2 separate regions of the Homo sapiens genome follow, and region 2 is linked to region 1. Evidence: chromatin loops called from intact Hi-C (ENCODE). Cell type or tissue: sigmoid colon. All regions are shown on one strand. Links, peaks and the distances in the headings refer to the core of each region. The heading gives the core; the rest is flanking DNA.

The links. Peaks named below come from ENCODE experiments on the same cell type or tissue, not always from the same donor. Only the 100,000 strongest peaks of a DNase experiment are listed, where the experiment ranks them.
Region 2: it touches region 1 in a loop (4-fold over the local background); 3 of 110 quality-filtered maps call a loop at or near these places.

The regions. Positions count from the first base shown.
Region 1 is chr10:7,085,804-7,096,261 of GRCh38, reverse strand. The region is part of intron 1 of LOC105376387 (a long non-coding RNA gene); the gene reads left to right. Among named protein-coding and RNA genes, the nearest start is that of LINC02665, 5.3 kb to the left of the region's middle. In sigmoid colon, for the core only: no CTCF peak of the experiment used is centred there; a DNase peak (open chromatin) is centred at 5,571.
Region 2 is chr10:6,906,176-6,916,633 of GRCh38, reverse strand. All of the region lies in intron 3 of LOC105376387 (a long non-coding RNA gene), which reads left to right. Among named protein-coding and RNA genes, the nearest start is that of LINC00707, 130 kb to the right of the region's middle. RefSeq lists enhancers at 3,803-3,872, 6,082-6,583. In sigmoid colon, for the core only: no CTCF peak of the experiment used is centred there; no DNase peak of the experiment used is centred there.

The DNA of each region.
Region 1 (10,458 bases), core at 1,433-9,432:
ACTGGAGAAAGGTAGTCAATACGTGGGAAGAGCCTCCTGTGAACTCATACTTACTTCACAAAGGAAAGAGGCTAAAATTCTGCCTTTTCTGAACAGCTGTCTCCATAGAGCTCGGTTCTGTTCTGGTTAAGTTAGTTAAGATGGTTAGTTTAGAGGGTACTTGGTGATAATGGGGCTAAGCCTTCTTTGTTTGTATTTTGTAATTACCTTTTTTTCTTTTTGTTGAGATGGAGTCTTGCTCTGTCACCCAGGCTGGAGTGCAATGGTGCGATCTTCTGCCTCTCGAGTTCAAGCGATTCTCCTGCCTCAGCCACCCCAGTAGCTGGGACTACAGGTGTGCACCACCACGCCCAGCTAATTTTTGTATTTTTAGTAGAGACACGGTTTCACCATGTTGGGCAGGCTGGTCTCGAACTCCTGACCCCAAGTGATCCACCTGTCTTGGTCTCCCAAAGTGCTGGGATTACAGGCATGAGCCACGGTGCCCTGCCACGTTACTTTTATTGATATAAAATTTATATAACATAAAATCCGCAGTGTATGGTTTTATACTTTTCACATTTGTAAGTGTGCATCAAGGTGGTTTTAGTGTACTCACAATGCTGCGCAACCCTCACACTCTCATTCTTGAAGATTTCTAGCCTTCCCCAAAGAAACTCCACACCATTGGCAGTCACTCCCAAACTTCCTCCTCCTAGTCTCTGGCCACCACTAATGTACTTCTATGGATTTGCCTATTCTTGCCACTTTATATAAATGTAATCATATAATACATGGTCTTTTATGTCTGGCTGCTTTCACTTAGAATAATTTTTTCAAGATTCATCTGTGTTTCAGCATGGAGGAGTACTTTGTTTCTTTTTATTCCATTGTATGTATACACTACATTTTATTTATTCATTCAGCAGTCAGTGGACATCTGGTTGTTTCTACTTTTTGCCTATGATGAATAATGCTGCTGTGGACATCCCTGTACAAGTTCTTGTGTGAAGATGTGTTTTCAGTTCTCTTGGGTGTATACCTAGGAGTAGAATTGCTGGGTCATATGGTAAATCTATGTTTAGCATTTTGAGAAACTGCCAAGATTTTTCTCACAATGATTGCACTATTTTATATTCATACCAGCGATGTAGGGGGATTCTGATAACTTTCTTGCCATCACTTGTTAATTTTGCTTTTTTCTTTTGAAATTATAGCCATCCTAGTGATGTGAAATGGAAACTTACTGTGATTTTGATTTCCATTTCCCTAGTGACTAATGATGCTGAGAATCTTTTCACGTGCTCATTGGAATCTGTACATCTTCTTTGGGGAAATGTTTATTTAAATCCTTTGCCCAGTTTACAATTGGATTGCTTGTCTTTATCGCTGAGTTGTTCTTTATACATTCTGGAGACTGGACGCTTATCAGATATATGATTTGCAAATATTTTCTCCCATTCCGTGGGTTGTCTTTTAACGTCTTGTCTGTCCTTAGATCATTGTTTTGAGCTTCTCGAAGGTCACTAAATGCCACACACCTATGGCCACAGACTCGAGATGGCCTCTGGCACAAACATTAGTTATAAAGGGGCTGAATGAGGAAGTGCAGGTGGATCTTGGAGATGCACTCAGAATTCCTCATTTGAATGCTTTGTAGAATGCCAAATAGCATTTCAAGTAAGAAAAAAAATAGATACCTAAAAAAAGACAGGAAGAATAATTTTGGGAAAACAGTCCAGATCTTGGAAATTGCAGCCAGGGAGTTGTTTGCTGAAGCACATCTTGCTTGAAGCACAAGACAGGGACCCCATCCACTAGAACCTGCATTCTCTCAGGGAGGTTGCAAGAGGATGGAAATAACTAATGTATCATTTAACACAGTTACTAATTAGTAATGACTGTCACTACTTGTTCAGTGGTCCTTTTGCATACATTATTTCTACTACTCCCAAAACATAAATAAGCCTTGTTATTATGCATGAGATGTGGAAACTGAGGCCTAAAGGGCTTGTCTTAGTCCATTTGTGTTGTTATAAAGGAATACCTGAGGCCGGATAATTTATAAAGCAAAGAAGATTGGTTCGTGTTTCTGCAGACAAGAAGCATGGTGTCAACATTTGCTTCTGATGAGGGTCTCAGGAATCTCCCACTCATCGTGGAAGGCGAAGGGGAGCCTGTGTGTGCAAAAATCATGTGGTGAGAGAGGAAGCAAGAGTGGTGGGGAATGGCCAGGCTCTTTTAACAACCAGTTCATGCAGGAATGAATAGAGCAAGAACTCAATCACCCCTAAGGGAGGGCATTCATCTATTCATGAGGGATCCACCTCTATGACCCAATCACCTCCCATTAGGCCCCGCCTCCAACCTTGAGGATGAAATTTCAACATGAGGTTTGGTGACAAACATCCAAAAGAAAGCAGGGGCCCACAGCCTGCCAGTGGTCACACAGTTTAACAGTGACTGAGACAGAATCCAAACTCAGATCCTAGGACTCCAAGGCTGGTGTGCTCCAAGGGCACCACACTGCACTTCTACCAGCTCAGCGATGCCCATAGGGTCTTAGGGAAGGAGGCTCTCAGTGAGGCTGGGGCAGTTACGGAGATGGGAGAAAAGGAGAGCAAGAGAATGTGGCCATTCTCGGGGAAATAACAGATAGCAAAAGCAAAGGAACAGAGGGCTGAGTTCACATTCTCAAGGGAGGAGAAATAAGCTTATTTTGCATTTTTACATTGCATCTTTGAAATCATTACATGGAGATTGGTGCAGTACTGAGGGGCAAGCAGCCACAAAGCTCAGAGGTAGATACCACGAGTAGATGGCATAGATTACAGGGCAGACACTGAGACGTGAAAAATCAAGATGAGAAAATTAAAGGCCAGTGTGAATAAGGCATCTGACTGGCATGTGATACTGTATAGATACTTCAGAAAGATCCCATGTTCCAGCTCCATCTTAGCAAGGTAGGGCAGCTTGGTGCAATTAATAGACGCTATTAGATTCTGTTAGGTAGCATCTAACAGTTTGAGTCATACACCTGGGACATAAACAAAAAAAAAGCTGGTATGTTTTCGCAGTGTGCCCCTGCTCAGTTTCCCCAAGAGTAAACTTGAGGACCCTGACCCATTTCAGCTACCCTGCAAATGCAAGGCTCACCAAGCCTATGCTACACAGACCATTTTATTTTATTTTATATTTGTTTCTTTAAATTTTATTTTAAGTTCCTGGGTACATGTACAGGATGTGCAGGTTTGTTATATAGGTAAATGTGTGCCATGGTGGTTAGCTGCACAGATCAACCCATCACCCAGTTATTAAGCGCCGCATCCATCAGCTCTTCTTCCTGATGCTCTCCCTCCCCCCACTCCCCACAGGCCCCAGTGTGTGTTGTTTCCCCTGATGCGTTCATGCTACACAGATCTTGAGGGTTGAACAGGACGTGTTCAGGCCTGCGCTCTCAGCTCTATACTCTGTGTCATCCGTGATGAGAACACTTCTCCCAGCTGAGTTCGGGACCACTTGAATCAAAGCCCTGCATACCATTTGGGCCTGTTCTGTGATCATTCAAGAAATGACCAGCTGAAACCTTGCTTCTTTGGTTAGGTAGTTTGGGTACAGGAAAAGTGCCTGTGTGTATAAGGTCTAAAGTAGGGAAAATACTAAAAAGACAAGGTAGGGAGAGACAGAGAGAGAGAAGGTCTGGATTTGAGTCTTAAATCCACCCTTTACCAGCTTTAGGATTTTTTTTTTTTTTTTTTTTTTTACCAATTGCCCTGTGCCACAGTTTCTTGCCCTGTAAAATGACCCTTACTCTACATACCTTCTATATTCATTATAAGGGACCTTTGAAAACAAGATGTTGAAAGAATTTTCACAAACTGTAACATGCAATAAGCTGTTGGTTCTGCCATTCATTCATCCACACACTCCTAAATGGTGAGGCCCTCGTCAACTCTGGGAACTCACTGGGATGCAAAACACTGGGATTCTTGCCCACAGGGAGCTGACCATGTAGATGAAATGCATACATTAAGTAGTCACACAAATAAAAATAGAATGATTTAACATGATACATGCTATTAAGCAGGGTCAGACGAATGTCCATGAAGCATTTCAGGGAAATATGTGGCTTCAAAGAGAGAATCGTAAGAGCTGTGCGTCTCATTCCTCTGAAAGTGTTAGAATAGCCAAGATTATTTAAAACTCAAAGGTCATAGGGGGCTGATATGGTTTAGATGTTTGTCCCTTCCAAATATCATGTTAAAATGTAATTCCCAGTGTTGGAGGTGGGGCCTGGGGGGAGGCGTTTAGGTCCTGGAGGCGGATCCCTCATGAATGGCTTGGTGATGTTCTTGCAGTAATGAGTGAGTTCTTGCTCAGTTAGCTTCTGCAAGATCTGGTTGTTTAAAAGTGTGTGGCAGCTGGGCGCGGTGGCTCACACCTACAATCCCAGCACTTTGGGAGGCCAAGGTGGGTGGATCACTTGAGGTCAGGAGTAGGAGACCAGCCTGGCGAACATGGTGAAACCCTGTCTCTACAAAATTACCAAAAAAAAAAAAAAAAAAAAAAAATTTGGCTCAGCATGGTGTCGCACGCCTGTAATTCCAGCTACTCGAGAGGCTGAGGCAGCAGAATCACTTGAACCTGGAAGTGGAGGTTCCAGTGAGCTGGGGTCATGTCATTGCACTCCAGTATGGACAACAAAAGCAAAAATCTGTCTCAAAAAAAAAAAACAAAACGTAAGATTTGAAGAGACGGGGTCTCACCATGTTTCCCAAGCTGGCCTTAAACTCCTGGGCTCAAGTGATCCTCTTGCTTTGACCACCTAAAGTGCTGGGATTACATTACACAGAAGCAGTTTTTAAGGCATGTTAAAATAAAACCCTGTTACAGAAAGCAACAGATTAATATGTCAATTTAATTTATTTTCGAAGTGGGGCTGTTCAATTGGTAATGTCATGATGTTAAAGCAAGTTTTCCAATTGTATTAGTTGATAGTCTTATGCCTTTTGAGACATGTGAGCTGAAGAGTATATGTTCTAGGAGGACAGGCTCCTAAATTCTTTTAGTTTCTTTTACCATTTGCAAAAGGCAGATAATCATAGGCGCCAGGACAGATTGTTGGGAATTTAGAAATAATGATAATAAAGATTCTTGGACACAGAAGGCACTCAATAAATGCCAACAGTGCCTAGGAAAGTACCTTGATTGTAGTAGGCATTCGATAAAATTGTTCCTGGCCTATTTGAGCCCTAAGTGCTTGGGCAATGAAGAAATCAAGAAGAACCAGGTTTCATACCAGAATTGTTGCCTAAGGGGCAGAAACATGCCAGCTATCATCATTGTTATTGTTACTGGCAATAATCATTTCTCCTGTGCTTTAAGTGTACTGCCCAATAAACCAAATTAAACTCAAACTAATAACGCCTTCTTGGGAACATAATCTCTCATGTCTTGACATTGCTGATGGTCACGCATGAAACATTTCCATAATAACAAGCACTTTACGGGCATCTATCTTATGAAGTAGAACATTAATTTGTATTGTTTATAAGAGCACTTAGGTTAGAGGAAGACAGATTATATTGAATCATGGCCAGCCCATTGCTCACCCTTGTCCGTGGTTGAGAGCTGAGCTTAACTAAACAGCATCTCCTTCCAGGCACAAAAAAGGAACATTGAGTTTCCCTTGATTTGTTTTTAGGGAGGAGGCTGAAATCGTTGCTAGCATTTTTTCTTTTTTTTTTTAGTTCCAGTCAAGGAATGTTATTAGGCTCTTCTAAAATAAAATAGCTATACTTTTGTTAGAAAGTAAACAGGAAGCCACTAATCAAAGTGAAAAACTGGGCTTACCAGATCACGTTGGTCTTTAACAATTTGAGCCTCAGTTATTTTTTTTCTCTCTCTACGTTAGCAAAAGTAATATTTCTTGCCTGTATTACAAGGTAATGCTGAGTAGAAGATTAAAAAATGTATATGTGTGTGTGTGTTTGTGTGTGTGTGTTTGTAGTTTCTAATTTGTAAAATTCACATCAATATTGTGATGACTATCACTATTCCTGGATTTCCTAGCCCATGATTCCTTTCAGCTCACGCAGCAGAGAATTAGACTGAATAACGTTTCATATGTTCACTCTTGGACAGTATGAAAAAGGACAGTGGCTACTTTTTTTTTCTATTTCCGCAATTCCCCAGGAGCTTGAGGAATGTCCTGAATTATAGATTAAGATTTTTCTAGAAAATGTGTGTTCAGGAGAGAACATCATTGAATGACCACCTATGGAATTCCATTCAATGATATTTAGCAAGTCCAGGCGATTTTCCTGGTCTCTTTTGGTTCAGAAGTTGTGGTCTGCCTTGGGAAGCACTGGGCAGCTTGAAGTGTGAACTTTAGCCAATAAACTTCCCAGGACCTGGGTGGGAGAGAAAAGATGCAAGAACTAGAATGAATCAATCATTTAACCTTATGTCGTTAGTTTCCTCATGTATAAAATGAGCTCTAAGGTTCATTCAGCTCTAAACTTTCATGCTCTGGTGACTCTGTCATGTTTGACTCTAGTTAGAGAAACTACTACACAACTTACTAGGATTGCAACAGTCCCGATTCCTGTAAAAGCCACATGTATATTAGAATGTTTTCAAATGGAAGTAAAGAAAACCTTCCAAAAGTGGCTTAAACAATGAGGACATTTATTTTCCTACATGACTTGAAGTCCAGGCAGACAGTTCTCAGGTTCGTTCAGTGGCTTGTGGATGTGTTCAAGGACTGAAGCTCGTCCCATCTTTCTGGGATATGATCTCTGGTGTTATGGCTCAGACTTTCTTGGTTTCATGGCTCAGACTTTCTTGGTGTCGTGACTCAGACTTTCTTGGTGTCATGGCTTGGACCTTAGGCTCATGCCCTCATACTTGCAATTGACTACTCCTGACCTCACATATAGATGTGACTTTTATCGACCCAAGAAGAAATGGAGCATTTCATCTATTACTCTTTTTATTAAGGAATTCAACCTTTCTTAGAAGTCCTGCTGATATGGTTCGAATCTGTGTCCCCACCCAAATCTTATGTTAATTGTAATCCCCAATGCAGGAGGGGCCGGGTGGGAGACAATTGGATCATGGGAGTGGATTTCCCCCTTTGGTGCTGTTCTCCTGATAGAGTTCTCATGATATGTGGTTGTTTAAAAGTGTGGAGGACCTCCCCCATCTTTCTTACTCCTGTTGCAGCCACGTAAGACGTGCATGCTTCCCCTTCACCTTCTGCCATGATTGTAAATTTCCTGAGGCCTTCTCAGCAATGCTTCCTGTACAGCCTGTGGAACTGTGAGCCAATTAAACCTCTTTCCTCTATAAATTACCCAGTTTCAAGTATTTTTTATTGCAGTGCAAGAATGGGCTAATACACCCCCAAACTCTCAGCAGACTTCCTCTCTTGTTCATTGGCTAGGATTGGGTTGCATCACATGCCCATGCTCTAGCTGCAACAGAAGAATGGAAGGAGCCTTGGAAAGTATCTAGTGTTTTCAGCTCTTCTGGGAGGAGGTAAATTCTACAAGAAAGGGAGCTGGAAGTGGGGTGTGTATAGCTACAGAGTAGGAAATAAAAAATATTGTGTCACAAGCTAGGAAATATCCAGCTTTACCTGTGGGTAGTAGAAGATAAATGTATTTATACTTGTCAGCATTAGAATACTCAATTTCATCTGTAGAATGACCAAATTGAAATAGATAATCCTCGGTCTTACAGACCTAATGGAAGAAGCAGATCCATGTACCTAAAGAATGCAAAATGAGCTATTCATAGACCATGGGCCTATTTTTGCCTTTCTTGACAACTTTAATTATTTTTTTAAACTAAGGGCTCCTTCATTCTTTCGGAGTCCCCAGTACTTCAGTGAATGATAGTGTTCTTGAGTTTCTATGAGCACATTAGAATTTTACACCTTCGAGGTTAACAGAGCCTGTTTTTATGTGCTGATGGCTATAATCAAAGCACAGGATTACTTAAACTAACAAGCGAGGATCCATCCCAATAGAAATGTAAACAGAACTTTAATCCATCATTTTGCTAATGGTCCTTTCCTGGTACATTCATCAGCCTCCGTTCCAGCTTTTGGCCTAATACATACACTGTGTTGTTTTATGACCTCTCCTCTGACTGTTAATATAGGAAAGGAGGTGTTATGTCTCCCATTACACAGAGACATAATGGAATGAGGGACTTGCTGGAGATTGCATTTTCTATCATTGCGTAGGTCTTCTAACTGGACGAATGCCAGTTTTCCCTCCTGGTCTCGGCCCAAGTCCTTCCTTTGGCATTCCCAATTTCCTTTTGTATTCAGAATGAATCTCATGTTCACATGGATATGCTTAGAGGTGGCAAACCAGCATCTTCCAAGTGGGTGTCCTTGATGTCAACAGAAGAGAAACAGACCAAATGGCCTGGCATGGCCCTTTGCCCGCACTGCTTTGTAGCCAAGATAGAAACTAAAGCCCATTGGCTTCATCTGGACACTAATCCAGATAAACATTTAAGCACATGTATTTGTCCACGGGTGCTATTTGTCCTGAAGCACAGTGAAATTTAGTCTAACACTTGATTTCATGTTTTGATGTTTCTTTCTCTGCAATCTGATACTGTTGTAAGCATGAATATACTAGTGTGCTAGGGCTACCATAACAAAGTAGCATAGACTGGGAGGTTTAAACAACAAGAATGTATTTTCTCATCATTCTGGAGGCTTGGCAGACCAAGATCAAGACGTTGGCAGGGTTGGTTCCTTCTGAGGCCTCTCTCCTTGGCTTGCAAATGGTGCCTTCTCTTTGTGTCTTCACGTTGTCTTTCCTTGGTGTGTGTCTGTGTCCCAATCTCCTCTTCTTATATAGACACAAGTCAGATCGGATGAAGGCCCAGCCTAATGACCTCATTGGAATTTAATTACATTTGTAAATTCAGAGTGAATGGGGGTCAGGAGTATAACATGTGAATTTTAGGGGATGTAATTCAGCCCATAACAATAAAGTTGGTGGTTTACCCAGATGACTACAGGTTGGGGACACTTCTGAAAGGACAGATGGACTACATGAGCTATGTGGCACAGTCAGATGTCGAGAAACTTTGCTATGCCTCCGAAGTCAATGCCCGCGGCTGCCACATTCTTGGAAATAAAGGTAGCTTTAACAAACATACGTTTGACATGGAGTTGTAAACAGCGGAAATGTGATAGATGTACATAGCCAGAGTTTCAGGATTTCAGAGATTTGGTACCTGTTATGTATATACTTTCTTAAATGGCAGCTCCAACTGGTAGCAGCTCTGAAGAGCAGTGGCTATATACTAGAGAAAATGAGAAGGAAGACACATGTAGGAGCTGCTACTGTGTGATAGGAACTTTAAGCACCGGGGACTTGGTAATGATTTCCCTGAGAGGCAGTGTCCAGGTCCCTAATTCTGTGGACCCTGTGAAATAGACTAGAGGCAAGCACACAAAGTAAAGGCAAAAAGAGAAAGGAAAGCAAAGAATGGAAACTGCTGAACTCTGCATTACAGAACAGAATGAAACGTCGCCCAACATTTCACGAGGTTAGCCATCATCTTTCTTTACAAGTTATCCAGTTCCATTTGTTTGGGGCGTTTTCTTCCTTAACTCCCATGGAAAAATAAATACATCATTTTTTTTTTTGAACTGTGGGTGGAATGAACTCTTTAGAAATTGATATGGGCATCCTCTTGGCTAGATTCCTGCCACTCAACCAAGTAAAGGAACTCACGCGGCTGCAGGACTAAGCTCCTCCCACGTCTGCCGCTGTGGTTGGATGTGCAGGCTGAGAGCGTCGTCTTGGATCCTAGCACCCACCGTGCCTAGCACACAGTAGGTGTTCAGCACATGCCTGCTAGACTGACGTGTCAGATAGTGTTTCAGTTTACCCAATAGTCATGAGTGTCAGAATAGCTGGCTGTCGGCTGGAGCTGGGAGTACATTCCAGGGTAAGTATTAATGTTTCAGCGCTGCTGCGTGCAAATCATACTGTTCTGTATTCCCTCTTCCCACCACAAAATGTGTTTATGTGGATTAAATAGGGTTATTAGGGGTAGCAGGGATAATCAAACCCAAGTTCTACCATACAGTCACTTTTGCCCGGTGAGCTTAATTTAGACACATAGAGGTCAAATTACAAATGGCTGAGCTCACAGAAGCTTCAGTTTCTGGTTCTAGCCACAGGGGGAGAAAGCAGAGCTGGAGACATTCCCAGTTTCTAGGTTCTCATACAAAAACCAACTGGCTGCCACAGCACAGTCACCGAAGAGGGAAGAAGACAAGGAGAGGTCAGAGTTCAAACTCAATTCCGGGAATTTTGTCTTGAGATTGTTTGCCTTTCTTTAATTTTCAGAATTGAGATTCTTCCTGCCTGGGTCTATTACAATTGACTTTAAACTGGAGGAGGTTAAAAAAAGTTTCATAGAGTGAGCAAAAAAACA
Region 2 (10,458 bases), core at 872-8,871, 180 kb after region 1:
TGACATTCCATTAAATTGCATAGAAATAAATTGCTCAGTAATTTCGTACTTACTATTGCATACTTTTTAGCACCCACCGTCTGCCAGGCACTCTCATAATAATTCAAGCTTTTATTCTATATGACTTTGAAAGCAGATTTACTTTACATTATCTCATGTGATTTTCTGAAATGCCTTCAATGGAGGGTAGGACCGAGATTACTAGGCCCACTTTACAGAAAGAGAAGTGGAAGGTAAGAGAAATTAAAGGAGCTGCCCAGTTTCACAGATCTAGTAAGCAGGCATCCAGGTTTGGTCCCAGTGATCTTGGACTTAGCAAAACTGGTGTTTTTTCAACTTTGATGGATAGATTTGTGACATGGTCTCTGTCCTTAAGATGGGAATCTTCGAAGACAGCTCTTAAAATTTGGTAGATACACCTCCTGTAAAGGAACAAGGTTACAAAGTCGCAACCTTTGGATGTACCAAGAAAATGTAGTTTCTTCCTCTTTTGAAGCTGCTCTATGAGTTTCTGCCTACTAGAAAGAAGAGAAAATGAATATACAACATAATTTTTCTCATTTGGCTTGATTCAAGGAGTTAAACAAGGTCTACAGGTGTAACTCAGCCATTTGGGGCTACTTTCTCATTCTTTCCATTCTGTCCCTCCTATTTGGCCCTGAGATATTGTCTAGGACTTGGAAGAAGGTGGAGTGGGGAAGAAAGCACTTGCCCTCGTGTGGTCTTTGGGTGTGTGCTGGGTTTTGTCTTCCGAGCTGGCCCAAGTTCCATTCTGGGATATCCTGATGGGTCTACTGTTGATGTCTGCAGTTGGTAAAGTGGTGAGCTATCATTTTTCCATTCATGCAGAGCTGGGGGCCCTTCCCTGCTAAGTGTACCTCTTTCAACTCTCACTGGCCCTCCAGACTCCTCTCAACTTGCCTCTGTTCTCTTCGTCTTGCATTCAGGGCCTGCCCTACATATCCAATCTCATCTAAATCCATCACCTGCCTCAACTTCTTGAAGCTCTGCATGCCACGAGAGTCATCGTTCCTGGCTACAGCCCATTAGGGGACACTTAACCCACCCATGTAGCCTGTGACCAGATTCTCTCTCTCTCTCTCTCTCTCTGTCTCTCTCTCTCTCTGTCTCTCTCTCTCTCTCTCTGTCTCTCTCTCTCTCTCTCATCTCTCTCCTCTCTCTTCTCTCTGTCTCTTTCCCCTCAAGAAATTGAGCAAAGGACACAGAAACAGGTCAGGAGATTGAGCTGAAAGATCCTTTATCAGGACTGGTACCTTGGCAAGTTGAAGCCATATGCACACTTAAGTTGCATGGAAGCAGAGAAATCCTGAGTAGTAATAACAGTGATGGCCACTGTTTATTGAGCATTCATCACGGCAGGTGCTATGTGAAGTGTTTGACATGTGTTATTTAATTTTTATAACCGCCATCCAGATATATGTCTGTCTATCCATCTATCTATCTATCATCTAAAGAAAGAAAATTACTGTGACCACCCAACAGATGAGGAACTAAGAGTTTAAAAAGTTTTAAAACTTGTCCAAGGTCATGCAGCTAAGATACTAGAATAAAAGCCCAGGCAGTATAATCTCACAGCTATTTACTCTGTGGCTGGAGTGTAGAGAGGATGATGGAGCAAAATATACAGAGGGATGGAGACTATATGGTCTTAGACAGAGAGATGGTGGACAAACTGACTGATAGACACATCTAGATTGACTAAGAGGTTAGCTGCTTAGCCCCAAGAGATTTTCAGTATTCCATATCTTCGCATGTCCTTTTTCCCTCAGTGTCTGAATACACTCAGTACTCCTTCTATGCTCTGCCTCCCTTTCCCATCTCCACACTTGCTTACATAGCTCAAGAGAGTTTCTCTTTCTTGCAACCAGTAGCACTTTGGAGAAAAGATCCTTCAACTAGACACCCTGTCCCTAGTATTCTGGTTCTTCTCCTACTTTTCCTGTATACCAACCTTCACTTTCAGCCAAAATGGTCTATTTATTGTGCCCTAATTACCTCTAGAAATTTCCCCATCTGAGGCTTGGAAGTCTCTTTTCTATCATTCCCAACTCTATAGATCTACCTGCTATTCACACTCCACCTTCTCCATGAAGCAGATGTTCTCTTCACACCCTCAACTCCACAGCACCGTATTTTCAGCCACCTGGAGCACCGGTTCTACATCTATCACATTACACGTTCTCCTTTCGTATTTGTCTTATTCCCCGTGGGCTACATAGTCTTGCCTGCACCCATGTGGTACTGTGTCCACTGGAGGAGCTCGGTCAGTATTTGTGGAATCTCTGGGAAGGAGTGGCGCTTTAAACTTTAAAGCTGGAGAAACGTACATGCTCAATTCAGCAAACCCCCATCAAGTGCCCGCTATGAGCCAGCAGGGACCATGTTACTATAGCCATGAAAAGAATGCAGTCTTTAATTACAGAGGAGACAAATAGAGACTCTGTGAGCTATGATGAAGAGGGCTGGGAGGGCCATAGGTAGAGGATCAGGTGACTGCAGGTGACAGGGATTAAATCCGCCCATGAGGTGGCATCCAGGAAGGTTTTCCAGAGGAGATCACATTTGGGCTTGCCTTAAAACTGGGACAGAGGTTCTCTAGGCTGAGACGTGGAGGAGTAGGGATGGACAAGACAGACACAGAACAAAAATGAAGGTGCAAAAGCACATGATGTGTTTGTAAAACTGTCAGAAAACCAGTGTGTCTGTACATGTGGGTATGTGTGCATGATGTGTGTGTCTGTGTGTGTGTGTCTGTATGTGTGTAGTGTGTGCATGTGTCTGTGTATTGGAAGGTTTGGGTGAAGAACAACATAGTGGGGAAAATGGGGAATTGGATCTGAAATGAGAAGGGGTCGAGTTGTGGACAACATCACATTTAATATTAAATACTTTAAACAATTTGGTAGGCAGAGGGAGCTAAGTAAAGGCTTTGAAGCAGCCAAGCAATGCGATCAGGCTTGTGTCTTAGAAGATAACTATGGATGCATGGTAGAGCATTCAAGAAGGTGAGCACTGTACCCACTGATAACCATCTGCCAAGCATTTACACCTGTGTCTGTCCCTACACCTTCATCCATATTCATATCTATATCCATATCTATCTATGAATCTATCAACCTAATATCCTCCAGTGGTTTTCAACTGGGGGCAATTTTATCCCCCAGAGACATTTTATAATTATCTATCTGGAGACATTTTTAGTTGTCACAACTTGGGATGCTACTAAATGTCCACCAACACACAGGACAGCCCCTGACAACAAGGAATTATTTGGCCCCAAATGCCAATGGTGCCAAGACTGAGAAACCCTGACCTACCTGCCTGTAGAAACCTGCTCAGGTGTCAACTCTAACTTGATCTAAATCGACTAAGCAAACCCTTCAAAGAGAAACCAGTTCCCTTTCTATTCCTCTCTCTCTCTTTCAAGATCCTCAAAGCTTAACTAGGTCAAAAGCAGTATGAATGTAGTTCAGTTTTGTTTTTATGCTGCTGAGTTTAAGCCAAGAGTGGCCTGGTATTTGTCTTCTTGTTTGACATGAACATTCTTTCTAAGAGCATTGAGTCTGTAGAGCTGGTTTCATAAATGGATGGGTTTCTAGATGTGATAATAAATGCTAACGTTTAGAGAATACTCACTATTTCCATGCACTTTCTTATTATTATCTCCATTTTCCAGTGGAGGAAGCTGATGCAGAGAGTGATTTACTTAGAGACTCACGGTCAACTGGCACATTTAGTAATTGATGGAGCTAGACCTGAAATGTAGGTCAGTTGGACCACTGAGTCTGGCTCCTAACCATCATGCTGTGTTGGTCTTTAATGCACTGTACTAGATTCATTATAATTTCCTTCTATGGTATTGGTCTGATGAGCCTAATCCTTTTTGACTTGAAAATGCAAGGGTGGCTGAAAGCGGGAGAGGGGTGCACAGCTGTGCTGCGTCAGGCAGAACCTTTTGCAAGTAAAATGAAAACAGTTTCGCAACAACCGCAGGAAAAAGAGATTATAAACTGATAAAAGTGTCTGGATCACTCGAGTACACTGATTTATGACTAGTACCATGTCCCTTTGAGAAAGAATACTATATGATGATTCATATTTGGCATAAAAGATGTTGCCTCTAGCTGAGGAAGCTGGCAGGTTCTCTCCTGCCTTCTTATATAAATATTTAAGAGCTATGCATCATCATTTATTAGATTTTCTGAAAATTACAGGTGTGAGCCTCTTTCCAGAATACTGGCTTTCTAAGTAGGCCTTATCAGATCATCTATAACTTACATCCTTAAAAAAGAATTGGGTTTTTTAGGCCACTTGAAGATTTCAGAGCCACTTCTGGGAAGCACTGCTCTCTGTGGGACTGCAACACACTTGCTGCTGGGCATGGTTTGCTCCATGTAGCTGCTGGTACTGAAGGTCTCTCCCGGTGCCTGATGTGGGATGTGCCTCACCTCTTACTGCAGGGACATAATCAAGCTGAACTCTACTAGTTCAACTAGTTCCACACTCTGGAGCATAACCCCAGAACTGGGCATGCCATAAAGAGATGAGCCAGGTGCAGTGGCTCACGCCTGTAATCCCAGCACTTCAGGAGGCCGAGGCGGATGGATCACCTGAGGTCAGGAGTTCGAGACCAGCCTAGCTAACATGGTGAAACCCCGTCTGTACTAAAAATACAAGAATTAGCCAGGCATGGTGGCATGCACCTGCAATCCCAGGTACTCGGGAGGCTGGAGCAGGAGAATCGTTTGAACCCGGTAGGCAGAGGTTGCAGTGAGCCAAGATTGCACCACCGCACTCCAGCCTGGCGACAAGAGCAAAACTCTGTCTCAAAAGAGAGAGAGAGAGAGAGAGAGAGAAAGGAAGGAAGGAAGGAAGGAAGGAAGGAAGGAAGGAAATGTAGCCATGGAGACTATCAGGGTAGGGGAAAGAAGAATGATTTCCTCACCCATTGCAAGGATCATGGCTGAGACTCCTATAACAAAAGACAGATTAACAAGGGAAAGCAGACACATTTATTTAATTCAAGTTTTTTTTTTTTTTTTTTTTTTTTTTTTTTTTTGAGACAGAGTCTCGCTCTGTCGCCCAGGCTGGAGTGAAGTGGCGCAATCTCGACTCACTGCAAGCTCCGCCTCCTGGGTTCACGCCATTCTCCTGCCTCAGCCTCCCAAGTAGCTGGGATTACAGACACCGCCACCACGCCCGGCTATTTTTTTGTATTTTTAGTAGAGACGGGATTTCACCGTGTTAACCAGGATGGTCTCGATCTTCTGACCTCATGATCCACCCGCCTCGGCCTTCCAAAGTGCTGGGATTACAGGCGTGAGCCACTGTTAATTCAAGTTTTATGTGACACTTTATATGGAGCTTTCAGGAATGAAAACACAGAGAAAAACAACTTGTGTAAATGTTATGCTAAGTCTGATGAAGAAGTGGATCCTTGTGGAGAAACATGATTGGACCAAGGGGATGGGATCTAATGGGAATAAACTGGAGGGACCTTAGCAAGGCCCATTTGTTCAGATTCTATCCTATGTCCCTGTGTCCCATAGGGCACCTCTGGAATAAAGACTCATTCCAGGACTATTTCAGGGAAGGTCAGCTACGTTATTAGGCCTGCTTCAGGAGACATGGCATGAGGGAAATTCTCTCCAATTTTTATGGTCAGATTTTGCAATTTTCCCAAGGTGCATAATTTGGGGTAGCATGTCCTGAACCCCACTGTCAGCCAGAAGAGAGGGACTCCTGGGTGGAAAGTATGAAAATCAGCCTGGATTTGTCTTCTTGGGGATCATCGGAAATAGTCACATTTTGACTTTGAAGGAGAGAAAATGACCCCAGAAACTGATCCCCCAGGAACTCAGGCCGTCTTTGCAAATGATTTTGACTGGACTGCTAGGCAGAAATGGAACTGTGATAAGGATTGAAACAAAGCTGTCAGTTTGCATATGGGGGAGTCTGGAGGAGCTGGAGAGGTTGATAGAATCTGGAGAAAAGATCAAAGTAAGGAACTGAAAATAAATATTTAAGATTCCATATCATTACGTATTCAACTTTTTGAAGCCTACAGAAGTGAGATTCATCAATTTCTCTTTCCCTTAAAAAAAAAAAAAAGAGGCAAAACCTAACCTCCCAATCCTGGCAAGAGGAAAGAGACACCCCTGTAGTCCAGGGAAAACCGGTTCACCTTATTGCTATTTCATGGAAGCAGCCTGATCCACCAGGGAGGGACCAAAGAGAGGCTTTTATTTAAAATTAATGGTTGAGGTCACCTCTTAAAAGCCTGTCATTTACATGATCAAAGGAGCAATTGCTTCCTGACAGCAATGATGGGAAAATGGAAACATTGGCATTGATGTTTTACCCACAAACCTCCACTCATCTACTTACTCCATTTTATCCCTTGACCTGTGTTTTTAATCATTTCACCTCCTTTCTGCCAAGAATTACTGCTTTCTCTAACACAGGCAATGACCTTACTGCCTGGCGATTTCAAGGACCCCTTTGACAAGAGGAGGTCGCTTACGATTGTCCATTCATCCTTTCAGGAATAAATCACGTGGATTCTTTCCCATTGCATGTGAACCCATAGGAGAATGGAGACGTAGGGCAAAAGGTTGGGTTGCTCACTGTCCAGAGGAGGGAAACCTGCAGTTCCCACTGCACCACTTGCAGGACATTGTCCAGGAACCCAGTGGTCAGCTCTCACCATAATTAGGTGCAAGTGTAATCGTCATGTCATGCTAAAGACTGTGTTACCCTGAATACGCTAAGGACCATCCTGGCTATAGACACACCATCACTACAGAATATTCCTTTGCTTTGGTTTATTTGAGCGGGGAGGGGATGTTCTTGTTGCCCCATTTGTTCCAAAGTGAGTCTGTAGCTTCTCTCTGACTCTCTTGGAAGTTCCTTAACCCACAGAAGATGTCTGTGTCTCTCCCTAGTATTAGAAAACTACAACACAAATTGAGGCCTTCCTGGTCTGAAATCTCCAAAAAGAAATCCTCTCTTTCTCTGGCCCTTCCCCATGGATTTCGTTTACTCTAATTTTCTTCCAAGATGTATATGGTGATGCTTCAGAAGCAATATAGTGCAACAGCTAAGAGTGTGAAGACTGTGGCCAGAATGAAGGGTCTGTGTCATATCCCTCACTTGCCAGTGTTGGGGAGAAAAGACTTTTCACCCATCACAAGGTTCGTGGCTGACACCCTGATATCATTTGGAGGTTTGTCCCATCCAAATATCATATTGAAATGTGATCCCCAATGTTGGAGGTGGGACCTGGTGGGAGGTGTTTGGGTCATGGGGCCGGATCATTCATGAATGGCTTGGTGCCCTCCCCATGGTAATAAGTGAGTTCTTATGCTATTAGTTTACATAGAGCTAGTTGTTTAAAACGGTCTGGCACCTCGTCCTCTCTCTCTTGCACCCAATCTTGCCATGTGACATGCTGACTCACCCTTGGCCTTCTGCCACGATTGGAAGCTAACTGAGGCCTCACCAGAAGCAGATGCTGGCACCACGCTTCCTGTATATCTTGCAGAACTGTGAGCCAAATAAACCTCTTTTCTATAGAAATGATTCAGTCACAGGTATTCTTTTATAGGAACACAAAATGGACTAATACAGACCCCTATAAAAAAAGACAGATTAATGAAGGAAAAGCATACAAATGTATGTAATAGAAGTTTCATGTAACATAAGAGCCTTCAGAAATGAAGATGCAAAGAAGCAGGAGAGCCATGTATATTTTATGCTAAGTCTGATGAAGAAGTGAATTGTTACGGGGAAACATGATTGAACAAGGGGGGTGTGATCTAATGGTAACAAACTGTGGGGACTTAGTGAGGCCAGTTTGTTCAGATTCTCCTATGTGTCTCTGTGTGACATTCCTTCCTTCTGGGTATAGAGGAAAACATCTGTCACATAAGGAACGTTAGGAGAGAAGGGAGGAAGAAGGTGAGAGACTGATCTTCCTCAGATACATGACCTGCTGTAGGAAAGGAGGGCAAGGGAAAGGTCAGAGAGACCTTCCTGCTTCTGCTTTCTCAAATGACAAGGTGTCATATTTTGGGGTAACATGTCCTCAACCCCCTCAATAGTGAGTCTTTGAGAAAACGTAAGCCTTGATTTTCTTGTCTGTAAACTGGGAATAATAATTTTAACATACTAGTGTTTAAGGACTATATTAGCCAATGGACTCAGCACAGGACCTGGGATATAGTAAATACTCGATAAATACTAGCTTTATCAGTAGTATTGTTGCTTCTTACTGTTGCTATTAATAGCATGTGCTCTATGGAATTCAAGTCAGACCAGTTGCCAGTGCCATTCTACCAGGCAAAATGCCTAACCACCAGTGCCTTTCACAAGGAAAATATTCAATGAAGAACCTTAACATGGAAGAAAGGGTGAGAACAAAAGAAGGAGAGGACAGGAAGAACTTGGTAAACACTCCTGGCAAGGCAGGAACTTGCAAATCAAAGAATCTGTCAACCATTGTGACTCCTCGCTACCCTATGAGGGCATATCTGGGAGCATTCCTGGAGGCCTAGTTAAGGCCTAATAATAGGAGAGAGTCTGGGATGCTTAAAGGATGGAGGAACGAGTAGGTTGAAGTGGGTAGAGTCAGAGGTGTGCTGTAAACCTGGAGAGACAGGCAGGGCAGAACCAGGCTGAAGTCTTAGTCATGTTACTTACTTTGGTTTTTATTCTAAGAGCAAGAAAGCCAACAGAGAGTTTTTTTTTTTAATCTTATATTTATTTGAATACTAACAAAACTTAATTTGTATATATTTGTTTGCTTTTGCATGTTTCTTTTTTGAATTTCCATTATTTGTTTTTCTGATAGGTTTTTTATCTGAATTGTCACTTGCTATTCAATTTGCTTATTGTGTTTTTGCCTACAAAACTTTAACATTTTTATTCTGTGGCAATATCAACATTTTTTTTCTTTTTTAAATTTTATTATTATTATACTTTAAGTTCTAGGGTACATGTGCACAATGTGCAGGTTAGTTACATATGTATACATGTGCCATGCTGGTGTGCTGCACCCGTTAACTCGTCCTTTAGCATTAGGTATATCTCCTAATGCTATCCCTCCCCCCTCCCCCCACCCCACAACAATCCCCAGCGTGTGATGTTCCCTTTCCTGTGTCCATGTGTTCTCATTGTTCAATTCCCACCTATGAGTGAGAACATGCGGTGTTTGGTTTTTTGTCCTTGCGATAGTTTACTGAGAATGATGATTTCCAATTTCATCCATGTCCCTACAAAGGACATGAACTCATCATTTTTTATGGCTGCATAGTATTCCATGGTGTATATGTGCCACATTTTCTTAATCCAGTCTATCATTGTTGGACATTTGGGTTGGTTCCAAGTCTTTGCTATTGTGAATAGTGCCGCAATAAACATACGTGTGCATGAGTCTTTATAGCAGCATGATTTATAGTCCTTTGGGTATATACTCAGTAATGGGATGCCTGGGTCAAATGGTATTTCTAGTTCTAGATCCCTGAGGAATCGCCACACTGACTTCCACAATGGTTGAACTAGTTGACAGTCCCACCAACAGTGTAAAAGTGTTCCTATTTCTCCACATCCTCTCCAGCACCGGTTGTTTCCTGACTTTTTAATGATTGCCATTCTAACTGGTGTGAGATGGTATCTCATTGTGGTTTTGATTTGCATTTCTCTGATGGCCAGTGATGATGAGCATTTTTTCATGTGTTTTTTTGGCTGCATAAATGTCTTCTTTTGAGAAGTGTCTGTTCATGTCCTTCACCCACTTTTTGATGGGGTTGTTTTTTTCTTGTAAATTTGTTTGAGTTCATTGTAGATTCTGGATATTAGCCCTTTGTCAGATGAGTAGGTTGTGAAAATTTTCTCCCATTTTGTAGGTTGCCTGTTCACTCTGATGGTAGTTTCTTTTGCTGTGCAGAAGCTCTTTAGTTTAATGAGATCCCATTTGTCAATTTTGGCTTTTGTTGCCATTGCTTTTGGTGTTTTAGACATGAAATCCTTGCCCATGCCTATGTCCTGAATGGTAATGCCTAGGTTTTCTTCTAGGGTTTTTATGGTTTTAGGTCTAACGTTTAAGTCTTTAATCCATCTTGAATTAATTTTTGTATAAGGTGTAAGGAAGGGATCCAGTTTCAGCTTTCTACATATGGCTAGCCAGTTTTCCCAGCACCATTTATTAAATAGGGAATCCTTTCCCCGTTGCTTGTTTTTCTCAGGTTTGTCAAAGATCAGATAGTTGTAGATATGCGGCGTTATTTCTGAGGGCTCTGTTAGCCAACAGAGAGTTTTAAGCAAGCAAATTTTAAGACCTAATTTGTATTTTGAAAAGACTATTTTTTTCTTTTTCTTTTTCTTTTTTTCTTTTTTTTTTTTGAGACAGACTTTTGATCTGTCATCCAGGCTGGGGTG